Regions from separate parts of the Homo sapiens genome. Here region 1 is linked to region 2. Evidence: read pairs that join two places in POLR2A ChIA-PET (ENCODE). Cell type or tissue: MCF 10A. All regions are shown on one strand. Links, peaks and the distances in the headings refer to the core of each region. The heading gives the core; the rest is flanking DNA. Region 1 overlaps LOC124904517 (a long non-coding RNA gene). Region 2 overlaps LINC02474 (long intergenic non-protein coding RNA 2474).

What was found. ChIA-PET counts read pairs that join two places held together with the same protein. Peaks named below come from ENCODE experiments on the same cell type or tissue, not always from the same donor. Only the 100,000 strongest peaks of a DNase experiment are listed, where the experiment ranks them.
Region 1: POLR2A ChIA-PET joins it to region 2 with 5 read pairs; 1 of 35 experiments calls an interaction of 5 or more read pairs at or near these places.

The regions. Positions count from the first base shown.
Region 1 is chr1:221,856,234-221,861,620 of GRCh38, forward strand. All of the region lies in intron 2 of LOC124904517 (a long non-coding RNA gene), which reads left to right. Among named protein-coding and RNA genes, the nearest start is that of LINC01655, 18 kb to the left of the region's middle. RefSeq lists an enhancer at 271-1,156. In MCF 10A, for the core only: no CTCF peak of the experiment used is centred there; a DNase peak (open chromatin) is centred at 2,718.
Region 2 is chr1:221,984,881-221,990,267 of GRCh38, forward strand. LINC02474 (long intergenic non-protein coding RNA 2474) reads left to right here. Exons shown (of 3, transcript NR_149071.1): 3 at 1-84. Among named protein-coding and RNA genes, the nearest start is that of LINC02257, 9.1 kb to the left of the region's middle. In MCF 10A, for the core only: no CTCF peak of the experiment used is centred there; a DNase peak (open chromatin) is centred at 3,191.

The DNA of each region.
Region 1 (5,387 bases), core at 300-5,299, 130 kb before region 2:
AATATCCTGTTTAAATCAGTTTGCAAATTTTGAGATAAAAATACCAAAGAAGGAAATGATGGATGTAGTTATGATACATGATCATTCAAATCACCTTAGTAATAGAGTAACCCACACACCTCCCTCTCCTAAACAGATGAGAACATTAAGGATCAGTGACGTAAAGTGACTCATCCTGACGCAAAATGAATTAGTAGCAAAGCTAGGGGTAGACCTCAGACCTCTTAATTTTTTTTTTTTTTTTTGCATTTCTTCACCATACATTACTCTTTAATAAGCTGGAATTGAATCCATCTGCTATGGTTTGAATGTTTGTCTCCTCCAAAACTCATGTGGAAATTTAGTTGCTATTGCACCAGTATTAAGAGGTGGGACCTTTAAGAGGTGATTAAGCCCTGAGAGCTGCACTCTCAGAGGTGGGACTGGTGCTGTATGAAAGGGCAAGTTTCACCCCATCCTGCTCCCTCTTGCCCATTTGCCTTCCATCATGGGATGACAATTTCAATCATGGGATGACACAGCAAGAAGATGACCCCTTAAACTTGGACTTCCCAGCCTCCAGAATTGTGAGACCATATATTTCTTGTCATTATAAGTTACCTAGTATCAGGTATCAAGTAGCAAAAAATGAACTAAGACACCATATAAACATCAAAGTAATTTATTTGATTTGTTTGAAATCGAGTCATTTCTTCCCCCACCACATCCCCTGTACCTGTTCTGCCCCATCTAAAGTGTCCTAAGGCACAGATGTGATCATCCTGTTCTTTTGACAAAAACCAGTAACAGCTCCTTATTTGTGACTAGGAGAGACAGCCAAACTCCATAGGCTGGTTTCTCAGTAGCTCTTCCATTCTTCACAATGCCTTTTCACTTGGAGTGTTTTCCAACCAAACAAAGCCACCTGCTGCTATACAGCCTCCTGTACTCTTCCTATTCATTCCTCCTGAAAAGCCCCCGCCACAGTCTTCTCCGGTGAAAATTCCGTTTGTCCTTAAGGCCAGACCACATACTGCCCCCTACAGGCAGCCTTCCAGGACTCAGCTTTACGCAATTGCTCATTCTGCTTTGCTTGTTTCTCTGTATCAGCTTTTATTACTGTCTGCCACCTGCTAGTTTGCAAGTTCTTTGAGGGAAAATTCCTCTGCTACTTATGCTACAATTCCTGTGCTTTGTACAGCACATAGTAGGTTTTCAGTTAAAAACAATTGTTGAAAAAGTAAATGTGTAGTTTAATTAAAACTATAACAATCTCACCTTCCCCTACCCAAGAATCAGTGAATTCCCATGAAAATAATCCAAAATTGGGTCTTGGTAAACAGGTAATTATCTTTTTTATATAGTAAACTTGTTTTGCACAATCTCTGCATAACCCTAGTCTCTCAGCAAAACTCTCAGTAACTGGAAATTTAAAGTCAATTTTAGATTCAAAAGCGACACATTCCTCTGGGGAAAAAAATAGACAATTCTACACTGAATTACCCAGTTATACACAGAGTCACGGTTTGTCACCATTCATTCATTTCAATGATGCCACAATGCCAAAGAAATGTTCTATTCCAGAACTTATTAAATGTCATTAAATACACTATATGCTTCTGAAAGTACTTATTTACATTTAATATCAAGACATGTCCTTTGGATATTACCGAATAATAGTTTTTGGAAGAAAATACCAGATAAAGAAGGGAGTTGGGGTGGGGGCAGAGGGTGTGCACTATACTGCCTGTTTAATATGAGGCTACGATGCTACCAAATTCAGCAGTTAAATTTCTGGGGACACAAAATTATCCTCATGGCACATCTCTTTTGCAGTTAATAAATATAGATTGTAGACAACAACGGTGCATAGTTAGTCTAATAGAGAAAGCACTTAGTACCTCCAAATCAGGGGTTGGCCCTCTGTTTTATCCAAGAAAAAAAGACAAGACCTATAAAATGTGGCCTGGCTGGTCATTTTCCTCTTTTTTCCTTTTTCTCCTTTATGATGATCTTATTAGTCCCTATTTTCAGGTGCCTGGCCTGAGAAACATTCTTTTTTTTTTAACTGGATGTTTGTACTTACAAATTAGCAATACTGTTGTAAGGTATAAAATAAATTTAAGTGCAGTACATCTAATCCCTCCTCCTGAAACATTTTGAATTTTACATACTTCTTAAAATGGGAAAGAAAGAAAGAGAGAAGGGAGAAAAGGAAGGAAGGAAGGAAGGGAGGAAGGGAGGGAGGTAGGCAGCGAAAAGAGAGGGAGGAAGAAGAAGGAAAGAAAGAAGGGGCTGGGCATGGTGGTGCATGCCTGTTAGCTCAGCACTTTGGGAAGCTGAGGCAGGCAGATTGCTTGAGCCCAGGAGTTTGAGAGTAGCCTGGGCAACATGGCAAGACCCTGTCTCTATAAAAAATAAATACATAAATCAATAAAATTTTACAAATTTTAAAAAGGAAGGAAGGAAAGAAAGAAGAGAAGAAAAGAAAAAAGAAATCATGGCCCAGCAGGACAAAGCTAGAATGGTGTAGGTGTACCATCAGCTGTCTGGAGTTAGTGTGTTAAATCAGTGGTTATTCAGTCCACCTTTCTATAAGGCATATTTTGAACATGGAAAATAGGGCTGAGAAAAGCCACTTCCTAATGGGCAGTGCTTGTGGGCAAAGTTCTACCACTATCCATTGCCCCATTCTGTAAGGATGTAAGGAGGGAGTAAATGAAGACATGGTGTGTCACTTCTGAAAGGTTGCCAAGGGCTGTGTCATCCCTGGAGCTCTAGATTTGTGTTCTGCCTCATCCAAATGAATGCTCTCTTAGTGGGACTTGTAAAGCTAGAGCTTTCATACACACTTTCCTCCCAGATCTGGCAGGCCAGCTATACCGCATCCAATCAATTGTGATCCAAGCTGATTCTACTTAGAAACACCTCCCAATTAGCATGCATCAACATGGTACAAGAAAGAATTCCAAACAGATCAATTAGAGAGCTGCATTGTGAAGAATTCATTTCCCAAGGGTCTCATTTTTTTGTCCTTTGTGAGTTGGAAAACAATTTATATTGTTTTTCTGTAAAAGATGACCCCTCTAAAAATATGAAATGATCTAATTATTGATTTTGAATGCTACATTTTTTTCTCTGTCTGACAGTCATTATCTACCAGACTGTGAATTGTATAACTCATCTCGTTACCCTGCACTCTTCCCCCAGGATAATGCATACATCACAGACTATTATGACCTACGTGTGTCTACATGTAGCCCAGGCATTAAAAACACAAATAACCTCAGTCCAATATTTAGGAACTTGAAAGTAATCACAGAATAGGAAAACATTAGCATCAAGGTTATATGTATGTATATATATATATATGTACACACACACACACATACACACACACACACATACATACACACACACTTATAGATACATATACGTATATATACATACACACACACACACACACACACATATATGTATGTAGGCCCGCCGCAGTGGCTCACGCCTATAATCCCAGCACTTCGGGAAGCTGAGGGGGTGTGGCTCACCTGAGGTCAGGAGTTCATAGACGAGCCAGGGCAACATGGCAAAACCCCATCTCTACAAAAAATACAAAAATTAGCCAGGTGCAGTGGCACGTGCCTGTAGTCCCAGCTATTCAGGAGGCTGAGGAAGGAGAGTCACTTGAACCCGGGAGGTGGAGGCTGCAGTGAGCCGAGATTGTGCCACTGCACTACAGCTTGGGTGACAAAGCTAGACTCTATCTCAAAATTTATATATAGATGTGTGTATGTACAAAAATAATAATGCCTTGAATATATTGTATCTTTCTTCGAAATACTTCAAAATATTTCTATAGGCCAGTTGCAGTGGCTCACTCCTGTAATCCCTGCACTTTGGAAGGCCGAGGTAGCTGGATCACCTGAGGTCAGGAGTTTGAGACCAGCCTGACTGATACAGTGAAAACCTGTCTCTACTAAAAATACAAAAATTATCTGGGCGTGGTGGCGGGTACCTGTAGTCCCAGCTACTCGGGAGGCTGAGACAGGAGAATTGCTTGCACCTGGGAGGCGGAGGTTGCAGTGAGCCAAGATCATGCCAGGGGACTCCAGCCTGGGCGACAGGGCAAGACTCTGTCTCAAAAATGAATGAATGAATAAATAAATAAATAAATAAACAAATAAATAATTGTATAATCATTTTCTTATTATCCAAACTAAATGCTAACACATTTTGAGGATTTAAATAAAAGTTCCTGCTTTACAATTATTAGCACTCTGATTTTAATCAGTCATTGATTTACCTGTTTTTAAGCATTGTATTTTAGAATACCTACATGGAAAAGAATAGCTGTATGTGGATTTTTTCAGTCTATGCTTCTTCTTTCAATTCTTCTTGATAAATGAGATCTACTTTCTTCGGGACAAATAACCACTTCTTTAAAATTCGAGTCTTTTCTAAAAATATGTTCACGTTTTTCTCAGACTTAATTCCACCTGAGCTATGGTTCTTCCTTCTTATATGGAGAAGGTGAATAGTTTATCATTCCCAGCTGAAAGAAACTCATGTGGGGCTACTGGTAGATGATTAAAAGTAGAAAAAGCGGCCGGGCGCGGTGGCTCACGCCTGTAATCCCAGCACTCTGGGAGGCCGAGGCGGGCGGATCACGAGGTCAGGAGATCGAGACCATCCCGGCTAAAACGGTGAAACCCCGTCTCTACTAAAAATACAAAAAATTAGCCGGGCGTAGTGGCGGGCGCCTGTAGTCCCAGCTGCTTGGGAGGCTGAGGCAGGAGAATGGCGTGAACCCGGGAGGCGGAGCTTGCAGTGAGCCGAGATCCCGCCACTGCACTCCAGCCTGGGCGACAGAGCGAGACTCCGTCTCAAAAAAAAAAAAAAAAAAAAAAAAAAAAAAAAAAAAAAAAGTAGAAAAAGCAGGAAAAGTCCAGTGCCTGAGCAAGGAGTCCGTGAGTCTGGCCCCTACCCTCCCATGAACTCTTTTCTCTCCTTGGTGAGTTTGCTACTCTATGCCAAATTCCTTATTTGCGGTGATTCCAGCCCTCCTCAAAGGATTTGACTGTAAAATTGCTGTGTAGATGAATAAAGATATTAATCTTCGCCAGTCTGCCTTGCTGCAGTTTTTTTCTGAAGAAGTTGGAGAAACCCTTTTCATTTGGGTTATGTTTTAGTGGAGATTTTAAGCACACAGTAATTTTCAATGTTAAAGGACTCAAATCTGTGATTGACCAGATTGCTTTGAGACTCCTTTCATTGCTTCTATTCTGAAAAAGTTCTTACCTCTCGAGGTTTTAGATGACTTATTTCTACTATTGTCTTCTCATTTTTCTGTGGTTTTCTTTTTAATAGTTAATTCACTTTTTTCCAGTTCTAATTTACTTTTTGTATGT
Region 2 (5,387 bases), core at 126-5,125:
TAGAAGAACGATGAAATTAGTGACGCTTTATAAAAAGTTTATTGGGACAATACCCCAAATGAATCAGCAGTTTAAAAATGGATAACTTATTTTAAGAAGAAACAAGATGATGTTGAAGATGAAGCCTGCAACGGCAGACCATCTACATCAATTTGGAAGGAAAAAATTAATCTTGTTCATGCCCTAACGGAGGAAGACTGACAATTAACAGCACTGACAATAGCCAACAATGTAGACAGCTGGTTCACCTTACACAATTCTGAGTGAAAAATTAAAATTGAGCAAACTTTCCACTCAATGAGTACCAAAACTGTTGTACCCAGGTTAGCTGCAAATAACAGCAGAACTTTCAATTGAAATTTTAAACAAGTGGGATCAAGATCCTGTAGCATTTCCTTGAAGAACTGTAACAGGAGATGAAACATGACTTTACAATATGATCCCAAAGACATAATCAAAGCATAATCAAAGCAATGACTGCCAAGAGGTGGAAATGGTCAAGTCACAGCAAAAGCAGATGAGCAATGAGCAAAGGTCATGGCAAAGTTTTTTGGTGATGTTCAAGGTGTTTTACTCGTTGACTTTCTGGAGGGCCAAAAAACAATAACATCTACTAATTATGAGAGTATTTTGAGAAAGTCCGTCAAAGCTTTAGCAGAAAAACACCCAGGAAAGTTTCACCAGAGAGTCCTTCTTCACCATGACAATGTTCCTACTCATTTTTCTCATCAAACAAGGGCAATTCTGTGAGATTTTCCATGAGAAATCATTAGGCATCCACCTTACAGTCCTGGTTTGGTTCCTTCTAACTTCTTTTTGTTTCCTAATCTTAAGAAACTTTTTACCTTAAGTTAAAGTATATAGCTATTTAAGATTTCCTAATCTTAAAAAAATTTTTCTTCAGTTGATAATATGAAAAAGATTGCACTGACATAGTTAAATTCCCAAGACCCTCAGTTCTTTATGAATGAACCAAATGGCTGATGTCATTGTTTATAAAAGTGACTTGAACTTAACGGAACTCATATTGAAAAATAAAGTTTATATTTTATGTTTTTACTTGTTAATTTTATTTTTCCACAAATTTGGAAGTCCCTTGTACATACAATAAGATAAATATGCAAAGTGACCACGGTCTTCATTTCTATAATTGGTTAAGATGCTATTCATAATTGACATCTATGGTTAAAATGCTATTCACAATTGATATCTATGATTTTATTTTTCCATAATCCATTTTATATTTTCATCTTTCTCAGTCAGAACTTCAGCTGTTTGGGGTTCTTTACCTGGTAGAGTGATCCAAACCTTCATTCTTTAAGGGCTCACTTGTTGTTCTGCTTTTTCTGCCTTTTTGTTGTTGTTTTTTTTTTTTTTTTTTTGCTATAGCTTTTCATTAACCTTTACTACTGTGCATAATGGTATTAAAAGGTACCCAGGAGAATTCTCCTTGCCTCTGCTGTGAGCAGTGGCCTGTTTCCCTTGGTAAATTGGGACCAGTTCTTTCAGCCAGTAGGATGACCTCTTTTTCTGCCTGTTGGTTCAGTGGCACAAGGATCCTAAAGTGGCCACGTGGCAACCTCATCTTCCAATTTATTGGAATTATTGTTGTATCCCCTGGTGGAAATGTTTTCTCTCTAGGTCCTAAAACTTCCAAACAAGCAGATCTCACAAATAGCAGAAAAGGAAGCAAAAAATTCTGCAAGTGGGTTCTTAGGTGTAATGGTGCATACAAAAAGTACTAACCAAATAGTTAAAACATTGAAAAAGATAAACAAGAGTTTACCAAAATTTAAAACTTGCTCTGTGTGAAACACTTATTTAAAAAATGAAGAGACAAGACACCAGCTGTGGGAAAATACTTGCATTTCCCTCATTATTAATGATGTAGAGCACTTTTCATTACTTATTGGCCATGTTTTTTTCTTTTGTGAATGCCTGTCATTTTAATTGGATTTTAATCTTTTTATTACTGAGTTATGAGTGATTTATATATTCTAAATGCACATCATTTGTCAGATATATGTGTTATGAATATATTTCTCAATCTGTGGCTTGAGATTGTGGCCTATTTATTTTTTAGAGTCTGTTTTGACTAGCAAAAGTCTTGAATTAGAGTCTGGACTTACTAAGTTAAAGACGTTGATTAGACATCCAATTGGAGATGTGGGCTAAGCAGTTGGATGTTAGAGTCTGGAGTTCACGGTTGAGATCCAGGCTGTAGCTGCACTTGAGGGGTTCTCAGAATATAGATGGATTTTAAAGCCATCAGATTGGATGCTGTCATCTAGGGAATGGGTACAGATAATGAAGAGAAGAGGGACTGGCTCTGCGTTCTAGGACACTCTGACATTAAGAGGTTGAGAGAAGAAGAAAATCCAGCAAAGGGGACTAAAGATGTTGACGAGTAAATAGGAAAATAATCAAGAAGGTGTGGTGTCTTAGAAGTGAAACCAAGAAAATATTTCCAAGAGGAGAGAGAGATCAGTAGTGACAAATGCTAGTGAAAGTCAAGTATGGTCGCAACTAAAAACCGACCCTTGGGTTTGGATACATGGATGTCATAGATGGCCTTGACAAGAGCAGTTTTGATTGCTAATGGGGCATAGTATCTACCATGGAGGAAGAAACCAGAAAAGGGCTGGGTTATTTTGAGTGAGAAAATGGAGGTCTTGATTCAATCAAAGAATAATTTTAGGGAATAAGGGAATGTGAGAGCTGTATGAGCAGAAAATTATCAAAGACTTTAAGCTCTCAGAAGTTAAGTCATTCTGGTTCATGACAGCTTTGAGGGTGTAGCTATGGGTTTGCTTATCTGGTACAAATGGAGCTGAAGAACTTCAGAGTTGAGGAGTTTAAATACCTGTGAAACCCAGTGTTAGATGGGTTATGCACACAGACATTGATGTTGCCCAAGGGAAAGGCAAGAGGTGATGAGGAACAAGCCCTGAACCTGGAAAAGCAAGATATGTTCTAAGAGTGGACGGAGGGCTAAAGGACTACGATGCACTATTTAACCACCAGCCAAAATACACACTAGTCACTTTTTTTTTCTTCCTATTATCATGATTGAACATGTAAGGAATAAAGCAGCTGTTCAGAATTTTAGGGATTTACCAAAAAGAACAAATGGGCCCTGTCATGTGGGCTGTGTCATGCCATTCCTCAATGAGCTAAGATAAGTGATTCATGGGTATGAGTCACCATGACATCTGTCACATTGGATCTCTAAAGACGGTATGGATTTGCGTTGAGATGACCTTGCTTTTTAGGGCCCTGTGTGTAGGGGTGTGTGTGTATGTACGTGTGTGTGAGACTATAGCATCATGAACTAAAGAATTTGAAACTTTCTGATTTAAAATATTTAGAGAAGAAGAAAACATTCCAGATGAGACTGAATGCTCAGATTCGACTTTCATTTTTGTCTTGATAAAAAAGAGATATTAATACAACCTGATTCCTGAGCCATCCTCTGAACACTTACTGAGGCCCACAGCAGTGTTTCAAGTGGATACCTGGTGGTATCTTCACAGTTTAAAACAAAAATACAATACCCTCTGTTTACTTTGCCTTGGCATACATTTTAGTTCCCTAGGTCCAGGAATTGACATCCTATAGAATCCCAAAGAAGTGTCTGGGACCACAGGAAATGTCACATCAAAGAGATAAATGATCAATGTCCGGTGCTTACATAAAAACCTTTATCACATGAAAGTGAAACGTGGGCTGCTGGGCTTTGGATGAGGCAGATCAGGGTTTCAGGATCAACTCTGCCACAGATCTGCCTTGAACACTTAAGCTAAGACGTTACCTCCCCTGAAATTCTGGACCATCTTTTGTAAAAATAGAAATAATATTACTCAAGTTAAAGGATTGTCATGATAATTAAATGAACAGACTTAAATGAAATCTTCTGACCCAGGCTCAGCAAATATTGATTTCTTTCCCTTCCTCCTGTCTTCCCTTCTTCAGTAAGAGAGAAGCCTATTTGAGTGTCAAAAACTGCCTCAAACCCAAAAGACAATGCATTAGAAAATGCCCTGGAAATTATAAACTATATCATTGTGTCATGCTAATTAAAAAGTGCCTAAGCTGCCAGTAGGCCCAGGTTGGGTTCAAGTCTATACTTCACAATTTATTGGATGTGTGACTGTTGGTAATTAATGTACCTAGCCTCAGTTTTCTCCTCTGTACAATGGGATAACAGCCCCTATCTCAGATGGTGGTCACTGAAAAGTTTCAATCAAAGAATGTGTATAATGTGCTCAACAAGGTTTTTATCATGTAGTAGCATGTACTCAAAAGCTGTTAGCTAGAAGATCCACCTTTTAACTATCTTGGTTATGATCTAATTCTACTCTTTCTCCCAGAAGTAATAGGGAAAGTTAAAGGGAAGGTAGAGGAACAAAACAGTTTTAGAGGTCTTGCTCTTGTCTTGGTAACAGAGAAGCCCATTCTAAACACCTACCACCTGCCCTCCACCTCATCTGGCAATAGCACTCCTAGAGAGCACAGATTCCACCGTCACTGTGACAATGAACAGGTGGGTGTGGGGAGGGGCTCTCTGAGAGATGTTCACACACACACACACATGCACACACACCAGCTTGGAAACCCAGGACAAAACATCCAAAAGCCCCTCAAAAATGAAAAAAAAAAATTGGTCCAGCCAATTTTGGTGAAAAATATCTGAGTTTCAGAGCAATTGTAGAAAAAAGTCTGGGAGGCTACAAAGCACCAGGCAGCACCTCCAGACCAAAGGGGATGGCCAAGCCCTGGGTATGCTGTGGAGAATCGGGTCTGCAGGTGCTCAGCACCAGGGTGCATGGTGGTGCTTCTCTTCCCTCTTACCCCCACAGGTCTGGGATTCTACAGAAGTATAAATTGAAGGGTGAGAGGTCTTCTTGGGTTTTTGGCAGGGAGCTTCTAGTTGTGGTTTGTTTAGTTTTTAAAGATAAAAATAGTAGTGATATATGTATATAGGGTGTGTATTTGTGTGTAATGGTAGTGAAAGATGGTGTTGAATCACTTTGAAAGCTTTGCTAAACTAAACATAGTTGACCTTTCCTCTACCCATTCCTAAAACACGAAGGTTCTAATTCAATAATTCTGTTGAGAGGTCTGGATGTAAGTCTTTGGAAAAAGAGTTCAATTCTTTGAGACTTTGATTCATGAGACTCCCCAGGCAGCAGAGAGAACCAGTAAAAGAATATCAGCAAAGCCATCTCTACCTACCCCCAGTTTGTTTAGAAGCAGAAAGTTAAAGTAATCCAGAACTCTTCCATGCAGGGCAGGAGCATTCAGTCCACAAGAGGCTTCCAGATTACCCATTATGTTACCCATTAATATTTTGCTACTCTCAATACCGTGTTTTCTTTCTTCTTTCC